Linked DNA regions of Homo sapiens: all the other regions are linked to region 3. A link is a loop called in an ENCODE intact Hi-C map of the cell type or tissue named here. Cell type or tissue: heart right ventricle. All regions are shown on one strand. Region 1 has its middle 49 kb from the start of BAMBI. Region 2 has its middle 160 kb from the start of LYZL1. Region 3 overlaps LYZL1 (lysozyme like 1). Region 4 has its middle 49 kb from the start of LYZL1. Region 5 has its middle 15 kb from the start of BAMBI. Region 6 has its middle 160 kb from the start of C10orf126.

Region 1 (4,000 bases), 680 kb after region 3:
GTGTGAGCCACCACATCTGGCATATGGAGCATCTCTCATGTGCCAGGCCCTACTGTAGGTGTGGGGACCGAGCAGTCAATAAACAAGACCAAGTCCCTGCCCTTGGTGAGTTTATTTATTACTCGAGTAGCAGGAAAGAAACCATAAATACGTTAAAAATAAAATGACCTTTCCTGATACAGATAAATTAGTGTAAACTTAGAGAGGGCCACATGCCATGAAAAAAATACGCAGAGTGGGCCGGGCATGGTAGCGCACGTCTGTAATCCTAGCACTTTGGGAGGTTGAGGCAGGCGGATCACCTGAGGTCGGGAGTTGGAGACAAGCCTGGACAGCATGGTGAAATCCCTTCTCTACTAAAAATACAGAAATTAGCTGGGCATGGTGGCGGGCGCCTGTAATCCTGGCTACTTGGGAGGCTGAGGCAGGAGAATTGCTTGAACCTGGGAAGTGGAGGTTGCAGTGAGCCGAGATTGCGCCACTGCACTCCAGCCTGGGTGACAGAGCAAAACTCCATCTCAAAAAAAAAAAAAAAGAAAAAGAAAATACCCAGAGTGACAGGATAGCGAGACTAGGAAGGGAAGGTCCCCCGGGGAGGGGCACTGCAGCCAAGACCTAGGAGGTGTGAAGGAACCAATCACCTGAGACTCTTGGGGGATCATTCCAGGCAGAGGAAACAGCTGGAGATAGCAGAGTGGATCTGCACTAAGAAGGGGCATTTGCCCAGCTCTTGAACGATGCTGGGTGCAGATACCTAGAGGAAGAGGCGGGCATTCCCAGGAGAAAGGGGCAAGAGGAGCTCTGACAAGGGAGGGCACACACCGGCAGCAGGTAGAAGAAATCAGTGCAATGTTGGGTGGACGTGGGCAGTGGCAAGAGCTGTCAGGGAGGGCTCTGGGTCAGCTTGCTGGCTGGGATGAGCCACCCAGTGACCCCGAGTCCTCTCCAACCTGCTTCTTAGGAGAGGCTGATGCCATCCTATGAAACAAAGCAGCTACTGTGCATGCTCCGGAGGGAGCTTGGCAAAGCCGGCCGAGGGCCTGAATGTTTCCATTCTAGGGTGGTTTTGTGCCAATATATTCTGAACCCAAAATCAAGATTCTTTGTCCATCAGGTATAAGTACACTTATGCTACAGGATGGACTCTGGAGGCCAATGGATAACTCTCCTGTGCTTGCAGCCTGTGACGCAGTCCTGCTCTCAACATGTGGGTGCTGTCCACCTCCCTGACTCTGCAAAAGAAGCCACTGTCCACCCATACCCAGGTAGCTCTGCGAACAAGGTGACTAGAGCAGAGGCAGAAGAGGTTTTCGAGAGGACAAAGCCAGCAGTGGCTCAGTTGTGGAGAGAAGTGAGTCATCATGGTTAAGTAGCCAGCACGTTGTATGCACTTGCACGGTGTCAGGCCCTGTGCTCAGGGCTTTCGTCACCCGTATCCCTGCCAGTCATCCTACATAGGATAAAACAAAACCCAGCATTCTCTGGGTCAAGTTGCTTGTACATGGCAAGTCAACAAGGAGGGGACAGAATGAGGGTTTGAATTCAGTAGATCAGCCTCCTGAGACAATGTATAGAACATCTTCCCCCAAAAGAGGTATATGTTCATTAAGTTCTCCGTCATTTCCCCCTTCCTATGTCTTTAGGGATTTACTTGAAGTTCTGACATTTACTTTGAAAGTGCAACCACCCTTCTCTTGCCCCATCCCTAGTTTCCCAGGGAGGCTTCTCACCGGGTAGTACCGGCTTGCTGAATGTAGCTCAACACCGCCACCTGGTGTTGAAGGCCCACGACAAGCCCAGTGGCCACCACAGACGTGGCTGAGACCCAGTGTTCCTGACCGCTGCTTTAAAAGGTTTTGTATTTTTTTTCGTTCTGACTCCAAAAGAACATGCTCATTGTAAAACATTTCAGTATGCTTGTAGGGAGTAATTGGAAAAGCCTGCTTGCACAATAGAACGTGAAACCTCCTCTGCTTTGACCTCCATAGGGATATTTCTCTAATTATTCCTGTCCCCAAATTCCATCAAATTGTGTTTGCTTTTGTGATGACAGTATATATGTAAATTTTTTTTTTTTTTTGAGACAGTCTCGCTTTGTCACCCAGGCTGGAGTGCAATGGCGCGATCTCGGCTCACTGCAACCTCCACCTCCCAGGTTCAAGCGATTCTTGTACCTCAGTCTCGCAAGTGGCTGGGACTACAGGCATGCACCACCACACCTGGCTAATTTTTGTATTTTTAGTAGAGATGGGGTTTCATCATGTTGCCCAGTCTGGTCTCGAACCCCTGACCTCAAGTGATCTGCCTGCTTTGGCCTCCCAAAATGCTGTGATTACATGTGTGAGCCACCATGCCCAGCTTATTATAGTTATGTAGGATGATGGCTTTATTCTTAGGAGAGTCACACTAAAGTGTGTAGGGGTATGTCCCACCGTTTCTACAATTGGCTTTCAAATGGTTCAAACAAAAGAGCATACAGAGACAGAGAAAGAGAGGTAGAGAAATAGGACCACGTTAATCATTGAATCTCAGTGGGGAATATACGAGTAGGTGCTCACTGTATAGTTCTTTCAACTTTTTATACGTTTGATATTTTTCAAAATAAGAAGTCACAGCATCACTGTTGAGTGAGGAGAGAGGAGAGACAGCTGGAATGTCAAACATCCACACTTAGAAAAGCTGACATGAGTGCCCTTCCATATGAGTGGGACTCCTAGGCACTGCATGGTGCTAACGAGCAAGCTGAATGATGTGGGATGGATTCCAGCCAAGAAACTCAATGGTAGCATTAAACCTTCTTGGAGATATGCAGTCTTCCCCTGCCTGAGAAGTTCAGTGGCCCCAGCCAAACAAAACATGGTAATTCTTACACGGCATTAAATGCAATTCACCAGAGTGATTTGCAGCAAGAACCTCCTATTGACCATCATCAGTGATTCTTTGGAAGCAGAGAGGATGCAGACAAGGGGGTCCCCATGATGAATGGCTGCCAAGGCATCAGTGGAAAGGCTTGACATTTGCTCTGCAGTTTGCATTGACCTTGTCCCCAGGCACAGTTTTCCTCTTTCCTGGTTCAACTACATGGTAACAGCTCAGTTCCTTCCTCTAGTGCTGGACACAGACACATTTCTCTTCCTAGGTTCTCACCTTCATTCTCTACCAGCGGCTTTTCTAACACTTTTCTGTTTTTACACTAAAGCAGGAAATGCTAGCTCCAGCAAAGTCCACATGGAAAATAACAATAGGTGAAGAGACTCGATTAAGGTTCCCAAAGTGCTAGTTGATATCTTGTCTTGCAGGGTTGGGGCAGAGGGGAACGGGCATGTGTGGAAGAAGTAGAATGAAAAGATCTCACTAGGATCGTGGGAACCAGAGAGTGCGTCCATTTCTGAAGTTAATCGCTCCCGTCATCTGACAAATTCTTCTGGGAGACATGCATTTAACCAAAGTAAATGTTGAAAAAATTTTGCAATTGGTTCACATAATTGGAAACCCCACTGAGGGAAAAGCAGTGAAAAGGATTTTGTAATGAAGCCTCTCCTTCCCCAGATCTGCATCTTTTTGTCCCAGGCCTGCCTGCAGGGCTCCACTGTTATGATGTCATCCCTGTGAGATTTCTTGAAGGCAATTCACACTGTGTTCAAACTGGAAAGTTTTTTGCACATTTAAAAGAGGACCCTCGGCTGGGCGCGGTGGCTCACACCTGTAATCCCAGCACTTTGGTAGGCTGAGGCGGGTGGATCACCTGAGGTCAGGAGTTCAAGACCAGCCTGACCAACATGGTGAAACCCCATCTCTACAAAAATACAAAAATTAGCTGGGCATAATGACAGGTGCCTGTAATCCTGGCTACTCAGGAGGCAGAAGCAGAATTGCTTGAACTTGGGAGGTGGAGGTTGCAATGAGCCGAGATGGTTGCAGTGAGGTTGAACCTGGGAAGCAGAGGTTGCAGTGAGCCCAGGCTGCACTCCAGCCTGGGCAACAGAGTGAGACTCTATCC
Region 2 (4,000 bases), 170 kb after region 3:
TAGCCTCCTGCCTGCAGAGGCCCTTGTAGAAGTCCCAGTGGCTTGGCCGGCCACCTTGGCCCCACTGCTGAAAGGAGAAGGCAGATGAATGTGAAAGTCAAAATCAGATCCCTCCAACCCTCTAATTCATGTTCGTCTTCAAAATGTCTTTCATCTGCAGCTTCATTTATTCCATCGTGGCCCGGTCTGTTTGTTTTCATGATTCAGAGGAAGCAGCACAGAGCTTATCATCCACGCACAGGCAGAGCTGCACTGGCTCTGGGAGGAGGCCCCAACTGGGCTCCTGCTCTGCAGGGGCCCTGGCTTCGGGCCCAAGCCAATTGTGACCACTTTGTCTTCTTGGCAGTCCCCATGGGTTCAGACTCTGTTGTAATTTATGGGCAAAACTCCTACCTCCTGTCCACATCCTAAATCTCAAACTTGGTTTCTTCTCAACTCCAGATACAGGATAAGCAAACAAACCACCAAAAGACTCCAACCTGGAAAATTTCGGCCTTCATCCCACCATCCCAACATAGTGTGCATTAGAAGAAGGAGCTATGTTCCTCAATCCTGAAATCTTTTCTTTTTAGCAGTCACCCTTTGTGGGATTGTGTCCAGATACCCAGGACTGCATTTTGAGACCACAGCACTTTCTAGAGGAAAACTCCAGACTGCTACTAGATTCCTTGTTGTACTCCATGGCCAGCTTCTTTTGGAGATGAAGCATCTAAGCTTTAAGTCAAGTCTGCAAGTTTGAGCATGATTCAAATGTTGAATAAAACCTGGAGATGACAACTTTAATTATTAGGAGGATGCGTCACTTTTATATTATATTCAACAGTACTTAAATCCAATTACAACCACGCAGCTTACAGTACTTTTCTTCAAAGCTATTTCTGCAAGGTAGCAAATGAACCATCTTGTAACCGCATCAAAAGGAAGGTGAGGCCTTCCTACAGTCAGCTGAACCTTGGCCTGACTCTGACCTGTGCTTCATGGCCACCTAAGTATCTAGGACGTATGTACTTAGGTGGTTGTGTCCAATAGTCTGTCCTTGTGTGCAATTGTGATAAAACTTAATGACATCTTATACAATCTGTTTAATTACCTTCAAAGAGACAATGGTGTACCTGGCCAAGAATGGTACCACTTAGGAAGCGAACAAAGGCAGGGAAGGACAAAGAAAAGAGCACCTTTTCTAGCTGGGTGCACTGGTTCATGCCTGTAATCCCAGCACTTTGGGAGGCTGAGGCGGGTGGGTCACCTGAGGTCAGGAATTCTAGATCAGCCCGGCCAACAGGGTGAAATCCCATCTCTACTAAAAATACAAATATTAGCCAAGTGTGGTGGCACATGCCTGTAATCCCAGCTACTCAGGAGTCTGAGGCAGAAGAATCGTTTAACCCTGGGAGGTGGAGGTTGCAGTGAGCCCAGATCGCACCACTGCACTCCAGCCTAGGTGACAGAGCGAGACTCTGTCTGGAAAAAAAAAAAAAGAACACTTTTTCCAGAACAACTGGGGCAATTCTTCTCACCTTGCATAAGAGGACAAATTGCTGTTGGATGGAGGGTTTGGTGGAAGTGGGAGGTAGGATGTTAGCCCCATTTCTTTTTTTAGGATAAAGAGTAGGCAAGCAATATTTGACCACAGCAGGTAGTAGTGAAAGGGACATCAGCTTTCTTATTTTCATTCTACCGACTTTTGTTGACAATTATGGTCAGAGCAATCATTTTATACATGCATCACTATTGTACAGTAATCCATTCCCATGTCAATACTGGGGAATTCACATGTATTTTTTCCTTTTAAAGAGGTTTCAAAAAGTAATAAAATTAGAGAAATACTGATTTGCTGAGTATGATGCACCTGATTCTACCCTTAGAATATCCCACCTTAGGATGGGAGGAGGTCCTTATTTTTGCTCCCTGGGGGTGCACTGGGGACCTTTCCTTTGAACTGGGAAGAGAATTTAGTCAAATGGCCCCTAGTGGCCTGAAGGAATTACTGCAGTTTCCCTAAAATACACATCTTCATTATTGATCCCTGAATTCAACAGATTTCCAGTGTGTGTTTACTAAAGATAATGAACTTGTTACACAACAAAGAAAACAAATACACCTGGAATTAGTACGCTGCACTGACTTGCAGTATCACTAGGAGGAGCCCTTGCTTTTTGCTAACAGTTATAATGCCAATGGTTACAAGAATAACTTTGTGTTTTAAAAAATTAGGTAAAAATTGGCCTGATGCGGTGGCTCACGCCTGAAATCGTAGCACTCTGGGAGGCCGAGGCAGGTGGATCGCCTGAGCTCAGGAGTTCGAGACCAGCCTGGGCAACACGATGAAACTAAAAAAAAAAAAAAAAAAAAAAAATACAAAAAATTAGCCTCGCCCTACTCGGGAGGCTGAGACAGGAGAATTGCTATAACCCAGGAGGCAGAGGTTGCAGTGAGCTGAGATCATGCCACTGCACTCCAGCCTGGGCAACAGAGTGAGACTCCGTCTCTTAAAAAAAAATGTAAAAATTAATTTCTAACACTTATCAAAATAATAAATTTATATTCTTGCTTGTTTCAGAAAGATTTTAGGATCGTACAGGAATATGTAAATTACAAAAGAATATATAAAGGCAAAATAAAAACATAAGAAGAATGTAAATGAAAGCTCTGAATGAAGTTAATTCTCCAAAAGATAGTACGCTCTTCTGTTTCAGAAATTTCTGAGATTATGATTTTGCTACTCATCCAATGAGCTTATTGTCAGATTTGTCCAGAAATGAGGTGCACAACTATTAATATTATTCTCCACTGCGCTGTTAGAACACTTACTCTGTTAAATACATAGTAATGATCCTAAGTTTCATAGTGTCCACAAAACTCTATGGCATAGCTTAAATTAAAAAAACAGACAAACTATAACAACAAAACCCAATATGCCCCTAATTTCCTTCCTTCTGTTACAAACATATTAAGAATTCCCGGCCAGGAGTGTAGCTATCTGTAAGTATTTTGGGAGGCCAAAGTGGGAAGATTTTTTGAAGCTAAGAGTTTGAGAACAGCTTGGTCAATGTAGCCAGACTCTGTCTCTACAAAAAAAAAAAAACTTTTTAAATTTAACCGGGTATGGTGGTGCATACCTCTAGTCCCAGCTACTCAGGAGGCTAGGGCACGAGGATCACTTGAGCCCAGGAGTTCGAGGTTACAGTGAGCTATGATTCCACTACTGCACTCCAGCCTGGGCAACAGAGCAAAGCTGTCTCTTAAAAATAAATAAATAGAAATAAAATATAGAATTCCTTAGCTCACACTTGGTTAGGGTTGGGCTAAAGAAGAAATGAACTCACTTTTTCACCTCTTATTTCCAGAAATCATGTATTAGGCAAGAGTATAAGGCCATATTTTTCATTTTTCAAAAATCACAAGAATAACACTCTAATCCAGAATAACAAGAAAGGAAGAACAAAACTGAAATCACAGGGCTTAAGAAGACTTTGCGAACCCAAATTCCTAGGTTTTTCACAGTTTTTCTTTTACGTAAGCAAATACTTCCCGACCAACTTTTTATTCTGACTCCAGATTTTTTGATTCAGGATTATAGGCAGACTTTCTGACTTCTGTGACTTTTTTCTCTTAAAAACTCTGGTCATTCCCAATGACTAGGAGGTTTTTTTGTGTGTGTTAAAACAATTGTCTCTTTTCACAAACTGGCATTTCTGCCATTTTGCATAACATTACAGAGCTCTTTCTCTATGGATATGAAAAGATAAGGCTAGAGTTGTATTCTGTCACTTCTCTTTTTTCCCTCTGTGAACTTTGAAAATTTCAGACAGGTCTCCAGTTAAGTTAGACAGTTTATTTTGGGCCGGGCGCAGTGGCTCATGCCTGTAATCCCAGCACTTTGGGAGGCAGAGGTGGATGGATCACCTGAGGTCAGGAGTTCAAGACCAGCCTGACCAACATGGTGAAATCTCGTTTCTACTAAAAATACAAAAATTATCTAGGAGTGGTGACACGCACC
Region 3 (4,000 bases):
AGCCACCGCGCCCGGCCAAGTTCCTTATTTTTTCTAGCTACATTTCAGATACTTTATAGCCACTCATGGCTAGTGGTTCTCATGTTTGACAGCACAGATGGAAGACATTTTCATCATCACGGAAACTTCTATTAGACAGCACTGGTTTAGAAAAAAAAGACAGTCATTAATTCACTAATACTTTAAGAAGGATTGGCTCTTAACTGTGGGATCACCAATGCTCTTAAGTCTTTGCTGCGTATTTTCTAAAATTTGTTTACAGTAGAAATGCACTATTTTTGATACCAGAAAAAAATAATTGTAAAAAATGCTAGCATAAAATGTTGCATTTCAGTAGAACATTGTAATACCAGATTATTTTGTTAACTCTGTTGGAAGTGGAATTTTCCCTCGAGCATGCTATTTCCCTGAGTTGCTAATTTTGTGGCTTTCTCAGTTCAGCTTCACTAGAAGATAAAGGTAGTGACAGATTTCTTTTAAGCAAATTTATTCTGAATGTGACTTAATTTTTATTTAAAACAAAATTCTATTAACCAGGAGAAAAACTGACAAAATATATCATCAGTAAGAGATAGCAATTGAAACAACATATGCAAATTCGCTGGCATTTGGTTTACAATTCTACAGTGAAAACTAAAGCTATATCAGCTTATAAAATCTCCTGCCTATCTTCTTGACATATAAATATTTCAGATAATAATAGCTATTACTACTAGCTTATGTTTTATAGAAATCTTACTCTATGTCAGGCACATGTTAAATCTCTTCACGCAAAATCTCCATCAGTTCTCTGAACAACCATTTCTGTGGGTACCATTTTATCCCCATAAACCAAGGTCACACACCCAGTTAATGAGCCTGTATTCTGATAGGGGGCTTAAATTCTGTTTTCCTCTGATCTCTTCTTCCAACAGAAGTCACTTAAGCAAAGATTCCTGCTCATAAAACACTATATGTTAATAAAGTTAATAATTAAAATATACTTTATTAATTTTTCAAGTAATTATCTATGAGGTTATCCAAATTTAAGCATTTGGTACCTGATACATGTTCAAGTTACTTAGAGACACTTTATTTCGGGTGCTTGATAAATGCTGAGACACTGTGGTTTGTGTTTGGAAGTAGTCTAGCATATTTTCTGGGAGATGTGGGTTTGGGGCGGTCTCTAGAGGTTGGAGGGACACAGATTATATAATACATAGTGAGGAGGAAGCAGATCACATTCTATTATTCTGGGATTGGAGGTCATCCCAGGCATGTACAGAAAGAGCACATTTTGTACTAGGGGCAGGGCAGTTTGATTGTGGATGCCCTGTAAGGATTTCTGGGACGGTGGGGCCATATTGGACCAGGAAGTGGACACCGAGTACAGTTGTTTGTCTCCTCCTACTTTGTTATAGCATTTAGTTGCGCAGTTGGGATGTTTTGAAAGTTGGACTTGACTGAATTTGCTTGGGAAAATATGTTAGGGAAAGTAGGGGCTGGGAAATCAAGAGCTCCCTCCTGCCTCCCAGCCCTGAGCACTGAGGTGTTGTTACAAGAAATAGCCACAGAAGGGCAGCAGAGGGGCAGAAATGAGTTCAGATGGCACTTTTTAAATGAGGACTCTTGCCAGTAATTGTTTCTGCTCAATTTACTTTAAATAGACAGTCTGTCCTGTCAAACATGAATAAAGAAAGGGTTATGTTGAACAGCAAAGAATCGTTTATTCTTCCACATCCAACAGAAAACAGCAACAATTTACACAAAAAGAGCTTCAGTCCTATTTTCAGTTATGTTAGTTCTACTTCAAAGTATCTGTGTCTCTCCTCGGCATCCTCCTGCCTCCCAAGTGAAATCTAGCAGCCACACACCCTCGATGTTCATCTCTTTCCCCTGTGAGATGACAAAGGCCAATTCAGATACCAGGGTGATGAAAAATAAAATTAATATAAGTGCACTAGACTACACTAGATAGAGAGTCAATAATCATTTTTTCCTCAAATGCTCTTATTTTAATGAAATCTGTGCTGTTGGGGGTAAATACTGTCATCACATCAGGCATTTTGTACACTGTGTGTATGTATATGTGTAGGTATATGAACGTGTGTGCTTATGTATGCTTTGTATATATGAATATAGCATCAATTTTCTGTCCAAATAGTTTAGGGAAAGTAGGAAGGCATTTTAGGAATACAATTTGGAATGAGAGTGAGGAGACTGTCCAGCTTCAGAAAATGGTCACGGGCTAGGTGCAGTGGCTCACGCCTGTAATCCCAGCACTTTGGGAGGTCAAGATGGGAGGATCGCTTGAGCCCAGGAGTTTGAGACTAGCTTGGGCAACATGGCGAGACCCCCTTCTCTACCAAAAACAAAAAGAAGAAAAAGATCATGAAGTGTATCCATGCTGTACATGCATATAACGTCACGTACCTTGTAAACACACCCTAATGCTAACTTTTTTTCAGTTTCCCATGACAAATGTCCCTACTTCTGTAATATGTGGGACAGAATGACATTGTTCTAATAAAAAACTCTCTGGCCTGAGGCTAAGGGAGGCCTTTCATGGAGGGTGGTTAGTTATAAAACCAACATCTTGTTTTCTATTTTAAGGCTATCCCCCAAAATCCCATGCTCTTCACGATAAGAAAACAGATATGAGTGTCCTTTTACCTCTGACCATGAACCGTCCAACACTTTAATTTCTTAGAATCTAAGATTGTCTTGCAGATAGACCTTTGCCCCAGGCTTCCTTAACTGGAATGAAACTGAACAATGTTAAATTAGTAATCTGCATTTAAAGTCCAACATGACCACGATGGAGTCACAGATTTCTCTTCCCACTGTAAACAACCAGAAGACTAGACAAAATAGATGAAAAATTGTTTTCGGATATGGACAACTGGCAATGCAGGATCATGATCTTTGAGAGAGAGAAAAACACAGTGAACCCTGTGACTGCCATGACTTTCTGCCCAGAGGAGCTCTGCAGACCAGGAAGGTAGAACCAGGCAGGGGATGGCCATCTAAGAGGAGGAGACAGACATCAGACGCCAAGGCAGCTCAGATTTTGTGGAGAATACCTGGGAGGCAGGAGCTACCCAGAAGAAGAGCAGCAGAAATCTGCAAAGGGATTCCACCCAGTCTTTGACTGAAGGCTAAACTGGGTATGCACAGGTAAATTTCCACAGGGCTAGGCAGAGAACTACCCCAGGGAACAGGGCAATTACAGACCTCGCGGGGCTGGAAGACATTTGATTTCTGACTAGCCCAAGGGAATAGACCTTGCTGAATCCTCAGCACATTCAAAAGAGACACTGGATGCTTAGTTATGCCTTGGTAGTGGGACTAAACTAGCCCTACCCTAAAAACTACTCCAGAACTTCACTAACAAAGTTTAAGAGTTACGCTGATCAGAATAAACTTAGCTGGTTGGAAAAGAAATTCAACACTCTTTAAAGGAAGACACATAGTCTAGACACTCAACAATGTTGCATATGAGGCAGGATAGGTAGGCAAGGAAGCAACTGTGTCCGCGGGGTACGGCAACTATGGTGACTGGCCAGTCAACACGATGAGCCTCAGCATTCACACTGAAGGCCAGCTCATTCAAACAAAGCTGTCTCCAGAAGGGAATTTCCCCTGTAGGGAACATGCGCATTTTGACTTTACCTGTCCTCAAACTCACGCTTTGCTCATTATAATAATAAAAAACACACACCTGGGTGGAGATTTAAGATGCTAATGAGACATGCGACATATGAACATCCATGTACAGCTACTGCGCAAATGCACGAAGAGGACCGCCCAGAACATGCTTACTAGCAACACCTCTTCCCACCCGTTTATGAATAATCATGGAAGACTCCATTAAAGGGAGCATCCCTCGTGCCGGCCTTTGATGTCTCATCCTTACGAGCAGCCTGCCCTGAAGTTTCTCTCAGGGTGTACTGTCCATTCTGCACCTAACTTACAAAATATTCTTTTTCTTTTTCAATAAATTAGTCTATGCTACATCTCC
Region 4 (4,000 bases), 64 kb after region 3:
GGAACTTTCAGGGAAAAGTAACCCCACTCTTTCTTCCCTTCCCTCCCCCTCCTTTCCCTTCCCTTTTCCTTCCTCCCCTCCCCTCCACTTCTCCTTCCTTCCTTCCTCTTCTTTTCTTTCTTTCTCTCTCTCTTTCCCTTCCTTCCTTCCTTCTGCCCCCCTTTCTTTTCTTTTTCCTTCCTTCCCTCTTTCTTCGTTTCCTTCCTTTTCCTTCCTTCCTTCTTTCCTTCTTTTCTTTTCTTTCCCTTCTTCTTGAGGCAGGGTCTCACTCTGTCACCCAGGCTGGAGTGCAGTGGAGTGCTCATATAGCTCACTATGGCTTGTGTATTTGTGTGTGTATGTGTATGTGCATACAGATAGGGTCTCACTGTGTTGCTCAGGCTGATCTCAAACTCCTGGCCCCAAGCGATTCTCCCACCCCAGCCTCCCAAAGTTCTGCGATTAGAGGCGTGAGCCACACACCCAGCCCCATCCTCTCTATTTCTATCCCGATGGAGGGAATGTCACTGCTCTGACACCCCTCCTGGCCTTCCCACCTTATTAACAATCCCTGTGAAAGCCCTGTGGCTTATCTGATCGGTACATTCAGGACAGGACACTGAGAACACCCTGATCTGCTCTGGCTCCAATGGGCAGCCCGTGCCCTGCTGCAAGCGGGAGTCTTCCAGCTCCTGCAAGGACTCTGCCTGGGGTGGAGGACAGCGCCTTTTGTCCAAGCTGCACAGCGGTGGGATCCCTCTGTCTACTACGCCTGGGGTTCAGAGGCCTAATCTATGGCAGATTTGTAAACAGCCTGTCCTCCATCCATAATGAGCAACACTCCGTGCAAGTGTGTTTGTTTGTGCGCATGCTCAGAGGCAGCCCAAGGCTGCTACTTGGCGCTTGGAGTTCATGGAACATTTGGTTGCCAGGCAGTTAGATGGTCAGCAGCTAAACTTGGCAGAGGAACTACTGTTTTCAGTGGTTTCTCCCTCCTCTGAATTACTTTCTTAAAAATAAATTTTTAAACATAAGCCCTAAATTTTACGCCAAGCCGCAGAGTTCAATTTAGCATTTTGGGGTAGTTATTTTAATTTATTTTTACCTTGTATTCTTCAACAAGCAATCAGGAGTAAAACACCAAGAACTGAGCATTATCCTCGCATGACAGATGTGAATAAAAAAAAAAAACAATTTCTTTTAAATCTTACTTTTATAGAACGAGTGACTATCTTTCTTTACAGTTGTCATTTATTTCAACATGACACTATCCCTCAAAAAATATTTTAAGACATCTCTTGGGCTTTTCATGAGGTTGTTTATAAGCTAACACACAAAAGAAGTGTAATTCTTTTATTATCTCACTGTTTTTTTTTTAAATAGGTAAAACTCTTAATGTTTTCTTTGATCACCTTTTCCCCAGATTAAATATGACCTCAAAATTTTTCATAAAAAGGCTTTTAAAAAATCATTCTTTCCAAATCTTTTAATTAAAAGGATGAGACAGTCTCTGAAAGTAACTATCAAGGGATTCGCATATATAACTCTGAAGAAACTGCAATTATGTAAGTAAGTTTACGGATTTTTATGTTAAAATACAAGTCCCATGGCCTTGTAGATGAACTTCATAAACTTCACAGACTCCCTTGCAGCCAGTGCCAGAAGCTACCCATATGTGATATTTCTGGTTCTGACTACTTTACCTAAAAAAAATGTTAGAGAAGCAAACACAGAGGAGATCACTTAGAAGAATGGTTAAGTAAATTCGCTTAAGTAAGTTGAGAAGAAACCCAGGATAATATTTAAATCAATGCCATGGAACACTTTTGACACATAGTACTTTGTTCTATATTCATCAGGAATGAGATGGGAGTATAAGAGCTGGTGACAATTAGGGATCATCTGACCTTCTTTCCTGCGGGTCCAGGGTACCACTGGGCATGTTGTGCACTGCACAACATCATGGCGGATGGCTCCTCCTAGAGGCTCCTCCTAGAGTTGCATGGAAACAACTGTAACGGCCGCCCTGGAATGTCTGGACAACCACCTCCAAATAAACTCACACTGGTAGAGATGTGCGATGGCAACAGGAACTCTAAAAGTAACAGGGGCAGGTTGGAAAACTTCCTTTGTCAGGAAGGTCAGAAAAATTCTTAAGAGCTTGACAGTTTCACAGGAAGTGTGGAAACACAGCACAAGGGACCTTCATGGCTTAGTGGTTCAGAGCCTGGGCTTTGAGTTTGCACACACTTGGTTTTTAATTCCGACTCTGCCACTTTGTAGTTCTGTGACCTTGCGTAAGTTCTCATCAGTGAAAATTTTTGTCTGTTTTGAGACAGGTTCTCACTCTATCACCCAAGCTGGAGTGCGGTGGCACGATCACAGCTCATTGCAGCCTCAAACTCGTGAGCTCTGGCGATCCTTCCACCTCAGCTTCCTGAGTAACTGGGACCACAGGCATACGCCACCACGCCTGGCTAATTTTTTCAGTGAAAATTGAAGAACAATAGGGAATACTCAACAGGCTCTCTGTGAGGATCTAATGAGACAATGTCTGCAAAGCGCATCTGGCACATCACAAGTGTTTAAGAAGGGTGACATTTTGTTATTTTCACAGGCTGGAGAATCTGCTAACTTCCTGGGCCACTTGGCTCAGAGAGCCTAGGATCCCATCAGCAATAGCTGTCACCAGGCTGCTGACGGTTGTTCTTAATATTGCATTTTTCACAAGGCACTTTCAAAAGTGCATTCATTAAAACCATCTCCTTGGAGGTGGTAGGGGCAGAAGATTACATAGCTCATGGTAATGCAGATTGATACAGAATAGAAATGGCTTCCCATGGGTAATAACACACGAAACATCCCACCCTCCCCAGGGGTTAGCATGGCAGGGCACACATGCAACTCCTCTTGGTTCTGCCTGAAGATCTGAAGTCTTCCTACACTACTCAGATAATTGTCTTTGCCTTCTGGTTATTAAAATATCACAAGGGGCCCCTCAGAGAAATAAAAAGAAGAGGTCACCAGGGCCAGAGAGACGGGGAGTGGAAAGAAGAGACTTAAAAGTGCCTTATCAACATGTCTCACCCAGGCAGCCAGAAGATTTGTTTGAGCCATGGAATAATATTTATCCTGCATGCCACTGACCAAGTTCAGCTCTCTTTGATCTGTTTCTCACTGCAGATTTTTTTTTCCTTTTTTAAAGTTTTAATTCCTTCTGCCTAGAGGGTAACAAACAAGTAATGAACTTGGTAGTGAATTCCTAAAGAATTCAGAGGATTAAATATGCCCGCAGGACTCAGAATCCCTCTGACCTCATCCCGGTTTCTCTCTCTGGACTCACCTATCCATAGTTAGCACAGAAACATAGCATTTCACTGGGTCCTACTTAATCTCTTCTCAAATCCAGAATTGTTTTACATTCAGCATGCAAGGGCAGTCTGGCTAAATTCAGATCATGATTGCATTCTTTTAAAAAATTTTAATAATATATTTTCTTTAACCCAGTATGTCCAAAATATAATAATCTCTTCATGTAATTGTTATTAAAATTATCAATGATAAATGCTTGATAATATATTCATAATATATGTTACATTCTTTTTTTGGTACTATATCTTTGAAGTCCAGAGTGTATTTTCCCCCTACAGTACTGTTCAAGTGGTAAGTGCCTACCATATTGGCCAGAGCAGTTATAGATTAAGAAATGGAACTTCAAAGATTAAAACTTCTTGCCTGCGATCAAGCAGCAGGGCTTCTCCAATAAAATTCAGACACGTCAATCTGACACCTGGGCAGATGTAGATCATGACTATATTTTATTTTTAGGCTTCTTCTAAAATATTTCTTATCTCAAGAAGGTGCTTTTATTTTTTAAGTTTCCTGAATGTGTTTCTTGATATTTTGGACATGGAAAAGTGATGCAGGTAGGACCTGAAGTCAACGAGATTTCTCAGCCAGTAATGCTGGCGCTGGTTGCTGGTATGTCTTAGTTTCCTTATCTCATGAGCCAAATGCCTGC
Region 5 (4,000 bases), 640 kb after region 3:
GGTCTTTCTCGCCCTCTTGTGGTGAGAGGGAAGCAGCGCTCAGCTGGGAAGACAGCAGCTGCTGTTTGCTGTTGATACAAGAAGCAAGGTCGTTCTAGGAAATATTTAGACTCGATATTTTAATGACTCTGTCTCCATGTCATGCAATGATCTCAGTAAAAGAGGACTGTGACCCCTGTTCCCAGAGTCTTTTTAAGGCTTCAGACAATAATGAGCCAAATTCCCTTTGTGCATAAGACAGAGAAGAGGTGGTGTTACCTCCAGCAGGTGCATATATGCCATGAAGTGCAACAGTGGCCATTGTTCTAAATAAATCACCCTTGCCTAAGAGTGTGTGCCACCCACCAGAAGGGAGAGTTTCTATTCTGGGCCATCCGAGTTCATTTCTGGGTCTTAATATTTTTGAATGGAAATGTGCTAACTGAACAGTACAAGGCATCATTCCTAATCTCTATGATCTAAACCTGGCCTTTTTTTCCCCTACAAATTTAGAAACTTTTTGTTTGTTTGTTTGTTTGTTTTTGAGATGGAGTTTCACTCTTGTTGCCCAGGCTGGAGTGCAGTGCAGTGGTGTGATCTTGGCTCACTGCAACCTCCACCTCCTGGGTTCAAGTGATTGTCCTGCCTTAGCCTCACAAGTAGCTGGGATTACAGCCTCCCAAGTAGCTGGAATTAGCCACCATGCCTGGTTAATTTTTGTATTTTTAGTAGAGATGGGATTTCACCATGTTGGCCAGGCTGGTCTTGAATACAAACTTTTTGACTGACTCTGACTTTAAAAAGCAAACAAACAGGAAGCCCCCAAACAGATGAATTAAGAAATGATCCCCTCCTTTCCTGATCTATATAACACCAAATGATGGGCGACTGAATTTTTGTCCCTAACTGAAACTGACAGCATTGTATTAACAGGAACTCTTATCCAGTTGGAGACCAAAGCCAAGAGACTAACAGGAAAAATCAGCCTCTAACTCTACATTAATCCCCAGTCTATACTGATCATATTAATCATATAGTTCATGCGGATGCTAAGAGCTATGTGAGACCACATCAGCCACTCTTTAAATTAAATGATGGGGGCTGGATGCGGTGGCTCACGCCTGTTATCTTAGCACTTTGGAAGGCCGAGGCATGTGGATTACTTGAGCCCAGGAGTTTGAGATCACCCTGGGCAACACAGTGAAACACTGTCTCTACAAAAAATACAAAAATTAGCCAGAAATGGTGGCATGTGCCTGTAGTCCCAAATTCCTCAGAGGCTGTGGTGGGAAGATCGCTTGAGCCATGGAGATTGAGGCTGCAGTGAGCCATAATCATGCCACTATACTCCAGACTGGGCAACAGAGCGAGATCCTCTCTCAAAAAACAAACAAAAATTAATTAATTAATTAATAAAAATGAGGCTGGGCACGGTGGTTCACGCCTGTGATCCCAGCACTTTGGGAGGCTGAGGCGGGTAGATCACCTGAGGTCAGATGTTCGAGACCAGCCTGGCCAACATGGTGAACTCTGTCTCTACTAAAAATACAAAAAATGAGCCAGGCGTGGTGGCGGAAGCCTGTAATCCCAGTTACTCGGGAGACTGAGGCAGAAGAATTGCTTGAACCCAGGAGGCAGAGGTTGCAGTGAGCAGAGATTGTGCCATTGCACTCCAGCCTGGGTGACAGAGTGAGACTCCATCTCAAAAAAAAGAAAGATCACATCTGTCTCTGATTTTACAGTTGAGGGGACCAAGACTAGGTTAAATGGCTTCCTCAAGGTCACACCAACTGCACCGAAGCTCTGAGTTCAGGACACCACCCTCCATCTCAAAGGCTGGGAAGCTATGAAGGGATCATCACTGGCAAATAGTGGTTTGTTTCTCCTTGAACAGGATGTGGCAAGAAATTGTTAAGAGAGGGAGGAGAAGGGAAGGAGAGGAAGGGGAGAGACTTTATAGCTGAAAATATGGGCTGTTTTTGAGTTGATTAAATAACTACCACTCCCAAACTTGTCTCAGTTTCTATGAGCCTAAAGTAAGGAATTCTGGGAATGAGTTTTAGGTCATTCTTGGATTTCAGCTTTCAGTTACAGGAAGCAACCTGTCTAGGGAGCTGTCAGTAGCTGCTTTCTCCAATGCTTCATTTTATTTGCAAGGTCCTTCTGCACAGAGCTTGGCCTTCTCCTATGGAAAAATGCTCTATGGGAAATTCCTGACCCTCACACCAGTCAGGGAAATGGCTTCCATGGAAGGGACACCCCAGGGCCCCTGGGGTCCATACCTGGTTCCATTTCAAGGACCATAAATGGGAGACCCACCAATCGCTAAGGACCTGGAGATGATTTTATCTTCCAGGCTGAAACTGCCTTTGAAAGATGACGATAGTGAGGGAGGTGTAGCATGGCTGACTCCATCTTGCTCTAGCCTCACAGGCTGGCTGTCTTTGCTCACACCTGGGCATAGGCCAAGTTAACCATGGGAGGAATTTAGTTTATAGTTTAAGTTGGAAGCAAGAATGATAATGGTCCCTCCCTCAAAGTAACCCCTTCCTTGCTCAGGGACCAAAAACTAATGAAAGGCGATGAGATTAAAATTATGGGAGGGTCCTGAACTCTGCTAAAATGTAGGAATAGTTTCTATAATCCCTTACTGCTCAGGAGTTCTGTGGCCAGAAGCCACAAGATTTGTGACTTCCCCAGTTGCTCCTATAGATACCACCATTGGTGTAGAAGCTCAGATTGGTCTTTTGAGATGTTTTTCAGATATTTGCATTCTGGCAACCGACTGGCCCCACCCAGGATCGTGACTCATGACTCAACCAGTCCTGTGGCCATCAACCAGAGGCAGACTCAGTGAACAAGAAGCATTTTTCCACACCCTGTGATTTCATCACCAACCAGTTAGCAGCATCCATTCCCTAGTCTCCAGCCCACCATACTATCCTTGAAAAACCCTAACCCCAGTTTTCTGGGAGACTGATTTGAGTGACAATTCCAGTTCTTTCACACGGCCAGCCTCAAGTCAGTTAAACTCTTGCTTTTGCTCTGTCGCCAAGGCTGGAGTACAGTGGCGTGATTTTGGCTCACTGCAACCTCCGCCTCCTGGGTTCAAGCAATTCTCCTTCCTCAGCCTGTCTAGTAACTGGGATTACAGGTGCAAGCCACCATGCCTGGCTAATTTTTGTATTTTTAGTAGAGACAGAGTTTTGCCATGTTGGCCAGGCTGGTCTCAAACTCCTGACCTCAATTGATCTGCCCACCTCGGCCTCCCAAAGTGCTGGGATTACAGGTGTGAGCCACCACACACAGCTTAAACTCTTTCTTTACTGCAATACCACAGTCTCAGCGAACTGGTTTTGTCTGTAGCAGGCAGGAAGAACCCATCAGGCAATTTACAAGACCAAGAACAAGGAAGGTAGCTGTAACTTCCCCTGGGGCCCCACCCTCTGGGCTAGAACGAAGTGGGTCTACCTAAACCCAGCTTCTCCACCTGACCTTGCTCCTTCAAGCTCTACTGCCTTCAGGTCACAACTGCATGGTGCTTTTGCTCTGACTACAAGACAGGGAGAGGACACACAGGAAGGGCCCTGGGCTGAGAGTCGCCTTGACATCAGCTGTTGGCCTGGCTCTGGGTCAGACTTCACTTAGCCCCTTGGGTTGCAAAGTCCTCAGCTACAAAACAAACTGACCTGAGAAATGGCTTCTCAAGTCCCTCCTGGCTCTAGGAGTTGAAGCCTCTTTTGTGCGGCTTGCTCACACTATGCAAGATAGATAATGAAAAGGCTGTTAAAGTGGAGTCCTCGTTCTTGGTTCTTGCAGAGGCTCCAAAGACCTAGGTCAGTGATTCTCCAACTTCAGCATGCTTTAGAATCATCTGGAGTGCTTGGAAAAACAGATTCATGGGCCCCATTCCACAGTGTACAATTTAGTAAGGTTGAGGTAGGGCCTGAGAATTTGCATTTCTTCTTTTTTAAAAGTGTTTGCAATTTTTATTCCAATTACATAAAAATAAAATATATTT
Region 6 (4,000 bases), 300 kb after region 3:
TGTCTGAGCCACCCGGTCTATGGTATTTTGTTATGACACCCTGAGCAGATCATTACAGTACATGAGAACCATCTAGGGACCTGGTTAAAACAGATTATTGGCCAGGTGCGGTGACTCACGCCAGTAATCTCAACACTTTGGGAGGCCAAGGCGGGCGGATCACAAGGTCAAGAGATGGAGACCATCCTGGCCAACATGGGGAAACCCCATCTCTACTAAAAATACAAAAATTAGCTGGCGTGGTCGTGCGTGCCTGTAGTTCCAGCTATTCAGGAGGCTGAGGCAGGAGAATCGCTTGAACCCAGGAGGCAGAGGTTGCAGTGAGCCAAAAGCACGCCCTTGCACTCCAGCCTGGCAACAGTGCAAGACTCTGTCTCAAAAAAAATAAAAACAAGAAAAACAAACAAACAAACAAAAAACCAGATTCTTATATTCTTATTCAGTAAGTCAGGGGATGGGGTGGACCTCCCAGGCATTGCCATTTTCCCAGTCTGAGTCCATGAACCAGGAAAATGGCATTGCCTAGGGGACTTTCCATTTCACCTAGAACCAAATTCAAACTGTTCATTTGACCTTCAAGGCCCCACAGATCAGGAGCTCACCATCTCTCTGACTTCATCTTGTCCCACCCTCTCTCTCACCACACTTCGGCTTTCCACCCTCCTGTCTTCTCCCCAAAAAGGCTGGGCTTCCTTTCCTGTTCTTCCTGCCTCAAAACCTTGGCACTTGCCTTGTCTTCTGCCTCTGCCCCTCGCTCTTTGAATGATGGGTCCCTTCTCATTGTTCTTGCTCAGCCCCAATATCTCCTCAGAAAGAACACAACCACCTTGTATAAAGGGACACATCTCCTGTCCCAGATCTGCCACCCCTCCCTCAGCCTTTCCTAGCCTTTGTCTCGATCAGAAACAATTTGGTACTATTATAAATGGTCTGTTATCTGTCTCCTCCACAAGAATGCAGCCTCCACAAAAGCAAACTCTTGTCTCTCTTGTTCATCTAAAAATATTTGTTGGTTGAATAAATTAGGTGATAATCTAACTCCTCATAAGGGTGAAATATTGTAATAATAGGAATACTCCATTCCCTCATTTGTGGGTAAATGAAGACATCAGATTCATGTGCTGGGTGTTTACTGAAGTCCTTATCTTGCCTGGCCCCTGGTTTCGGGCTCCCTGCTGTTCTCTCCCTCATAACCCTTGTTTGTATCTGAGCCAGGTCTGAGCAGGGGAGAACAGACATCCAGAGCTTCAAGGACATCAATTGCTAGATCATGACATCAGTTTTGAAACTGGCCAGGGAAGAGTGCTGGGCCCCACTGCAGCCCCTCAATCAGTCTTCCTCCCCCACTGTCATGACTGAAACTTGCCCCAGCTTTTCAACTTAGCACCATGTCTTCCTGCCTCTAAGCCAAGCCCCGATTCCAGCGTGTGGGGCTGGTGCTTGGACACACTGTCTGCTTTGTGCTCCTGGCCTCCCATGGGATGCTAAATTCCGCCCCCACTGGCTCCTGCCTCAAGAACTACTTGTGGTCCTGCCATGAATGAAAGAATAAATGAATAGATTGCACAGAAACAAGATGCGGTCAGCTCACACCAACTCACTAGAGCCCATGGCACGCATCTCTTTCCACTTGCACATTCAGTGACTTCCTTCACAGTGGGGGCTTGCAATACTCCACACTGGGAGTATTTATACCACGGAAATCAGCAAATGCTTCAAACCAGGACTATGCTTCCCCAGAGACCCAGTTGTTAAACATTTACCAGCACCCCACTGGCTGAAGTCCATCTAACGTGAAAAAGCTTCTGCTCTCTAGAGGCCTCCTGCTGCTCTGCAGAACGATCCAGAGGAATGTATCACGGGGAGGCCTCCATCCATCCCCCACCACCCAGGCCTGCATTACCTTGGGCAACTGCCCGCTCAAATTTCTGTTCCTGATTCCTGCAGCCAGGTTATTTAACCGCACTCCTCGCCCCTTGAATCCTCGCACCGTACGCGCTTGCCTTAGTTCACGCTGCCCTCACAAAATACCTTAGACTGGATAATTTATAATAATAGAAATTTATTTTGCACAGTTCTGGAGGCTGGGAAGTCCAAGAGCAAGGCACTGGCAGGTTCAGTGTCTGGTAAGGGCTTGCCTTCTGCTTCCATGCCGAGCTCTCAGGTGGCTGAAGACATGAGTGCTGTGTCAGCCTATACCAAAACAGCAAAAAGGCCCAACAGGCTTCCTTGAGCTTTATGAGGGCACTAATTCCACTCAGGAGGACAGAGCCCTCATGATCAAATCCTAAAACCTCCATCTCCTAACACAATTGCATTTGGTGGGTTTTTCCTTTCTTTCTTTTTTTAAATTTTTTTTTTATTTGATACGGGGTCTCGCTCTGTTGCCCAGGCTGGAGTGCAGTAGCACAATCATAGCTCACTGCAGACTCAATCTCCCAGGCTCAAGTGATCCTCCCACCTCAGCCTCCCAAGTAACTGGGACTACAGGCACACACCACCATGCCCAGCTAATTTTTTAAATTTTTAGTACAGACAGGGGTCTCACTATGTTGCCCAGGCTGGCCTTGAACTCCAGGCTTTAAGCAATCTTTCCACCTCGTCCTCCCAAAGCACTGGAATTACAGGTGTGAGCCATCGTGCTTGGCCAGGATTATGTTATAACATAAATTTTGGAGAGACACAAACATTCATGCCACAGCAGCACCCCACAGATAACCAGGTCTCATTGGCTTTGAGTCTTTAAACCGCATCACAAATTCTGACAAATGTGCTGGGTACTCTACAAGATACTAAGAGAGACACAAAGACCAGCAAAACCCTCAGTGCTTAAACACAACACAATATAATTTCAAGGATACAAAAAAGAAAATCATTAGAGTTAATGTTCACTCTCTTTCCTCCAAAATTCTTTTCAAGATACTTTTCTAACTTTTCACAAACCATAAATAAACAGTTTAGATCACTGATATTATCAAAGGTACTGGCACAGGTATGCAGTCTGTCGACCAGAAAAGAGAAAATGTCTCCAGGTGTCAGAAGGGGAGGCCCAAGTATCACATATTAATTACACACCACTTGGAGACACTCTTTATTCCTGTCCAGTTACATTGAGACCTCTGGTTACCAACTAAGGGAGGGGAAGAGTGATGATCAATAGCATCTAAGGGGCTTTTCATTTTTGTTTATTTATGTATTTATTTTTGAGACAGGGTCTTGCACTTTTGCCCTGGCTGGAGTGCAGTGGCGCGATCTCAGCTCACTGAAGCCTCAATCTCCCAGGCCCAAGCAATCCTCCCACCTCAGCCTCCCAAGTAGCTGGGACTACAGACGCACACCATGAGCCATGGTGCCCAGCCAAAGGGGCTTTTTAGTACTCTGGGCAAGCCTATCTCCTGGTGGCTACTCCCTTTCTTTGTGAAAAGCTGCTGCTTTAAGATATTGCATTGTTTATTCTACATGCGTTTATCTCTTATTTCCACAATTGGATTGTAGGTTCCTTAAAGACAGAGATAGCAGCTTACACATTTTTTTACTTTTTTCGGGCTTCAGCAATGTTGATAACATTAAAATTGGACGGGTGCGGTGGCTCACACCTGTAATCCCAGCACTCTGGGAGGCCGAGCTGGGCGGATCACGAGGTCAGGAGATGGAGACCATCCTGGCCAACGCGGTGAAACGCCGTCTCCACTAAAAATACAAAAAATTAGCCAGCCATAGTGGCGGGCACCTGTAGTCCCAGCTTCTCGGGAGGCTGAAGCAGGAGAATGGCGTGAACCCAGGAGGCAGAGCTTGCAGTGAGCCGAGATTACGCCACTGCACTCCAGCCTGGGTGACAGAGCGAGAGTCCATCTCAAAAAAAAAAAAAAAAGCATTAAAATTAAAATTGTCTATATGTCAAAAAAGAAAAAATAACTTTAAATACATTTTGGTTTTTTAGAGACAGGGTCTCACTCTGTCACCCAGGCTGGAGTGTAGTATAAATACAATTTAAAGGCAG

Evidence for each region. A loop is a pair of places that touch in the nucleus more often than their neighbours do. Peaks named below come from ENCODE experiments on the same cell type or tissue, not always from the same donor. Only the 100,000 strongest peaks of a DNase experiment are listed, where the experiment ranks them.
Region 1: a loop joins it to region 3, with 23 times the contacts of the local background. A loop is called at or near these places in 58 of 110 quality-filtered maps.
Region 2: a loop joins it to region 3, with 5 times the contacts of the local background. A loop is called at or near these places in 33 of 110 quality-filtered maps.
Region 4: a loop joins it to region 3, with 2.7 times the contacts of the local background. A loop is called at or near these places in 23 of 110 quality-filtered maps.
Region 5: a loop joins it to region 3, with 21 times the contacts of the local background. A loop is called at or near these places in 97 of 110 quality-filtered maps.
Region 6: a loop joins it to region 3, with 7 times the contacts of the local background. A loop is called at or near these places in 19 of 110 quality-filtered maps.

Annotation. Positions count from the first base shown.
Region 1 is chr10:28,626,081-28,630,080 of GRCh38, reverse strand. No RefSeq gene overlaps it. Among named protein-coding and RNA genes, the nearest start is that of BAMBI, 49 kb to the left of the region's middle. RefSeq lists a silencer at 1,690-1,869. In heart right ventricle, a CTCF peak has its summit at 1,777 (motif pointing left); a DNase peak (open chromatin) is centred at 1,770.
Region 2 is chr10:29,128,397-29,132,396 of GRCh38, reverse strand. No RefSeq gene overlaps it. Among named protein-coding and RNA genes, the nearest start is that of LYZL1, 160 kb to the left of the region's middle. In heart right ventricle, CTCF peaks have their summits at 1,888 and 2,093; a DNase peak (open chromatin) is centred at 235; H3K4me3 peaks cover 16 bases; H3K27ac peaks cover 309 bases.
Region 3 is chr10:29,302,286-29,306,285 of GRCh38, reverse strand. The region is part of intron 3 of LYZL1 (lysozyme like 1); the gene reads right to left. Among named protein-coding and RNA genes, the nearest start is that of LYZL1, 15 kb to the right of the region's middle. RefSeq lists an enhancer at 3,356-3,892. In heart right ventricle, CTCF peaks have their summits at 1,333 and 1,547; a DNase peak (open chromatin) is centred at 1,525; H3K27ac peaks cover 618 bases.
Region 4 is chr10:29,238,023-29,242,022 of GRCh38, reverse strand. No RefSeq gene overlaps it. Among named protein-coding and RNA genes, the nearest start is that of LYZL1, 49 kb to the left of the region's middle. In heart right ventricle, a CTCF peak has its summit at 1,956 (motif pointing left); no DNase peak of the experiment used is centred here; H3K27me3 peaks cover 48 bases.
Region 5 is chr10:28,660,050-28,664,049 of GRCh38, reverse strand. No RefSeq gene overlaps it. Among named protein-coding and RNA genes, the nearest start is that of BAMBI, 15 kb to the left of the region's middle. In heart right ventricle, a CTCF peak has its summit at 29 (motif pointing left); a DNase peak (open chromatin) is centred at 19.
Region 6 is chr10:29,005,654-29,009,653 of GRCh38, reverse strand. No RefSeq gene overlaps it. Among named protein-coding and RNA genes, the nearest start is that of C10orf126, 160 kb to the right of the region's middle. In heart right ventricle, no CTCF peak of the experiment used is centred here; no DNase peak of the experiment used is centred here.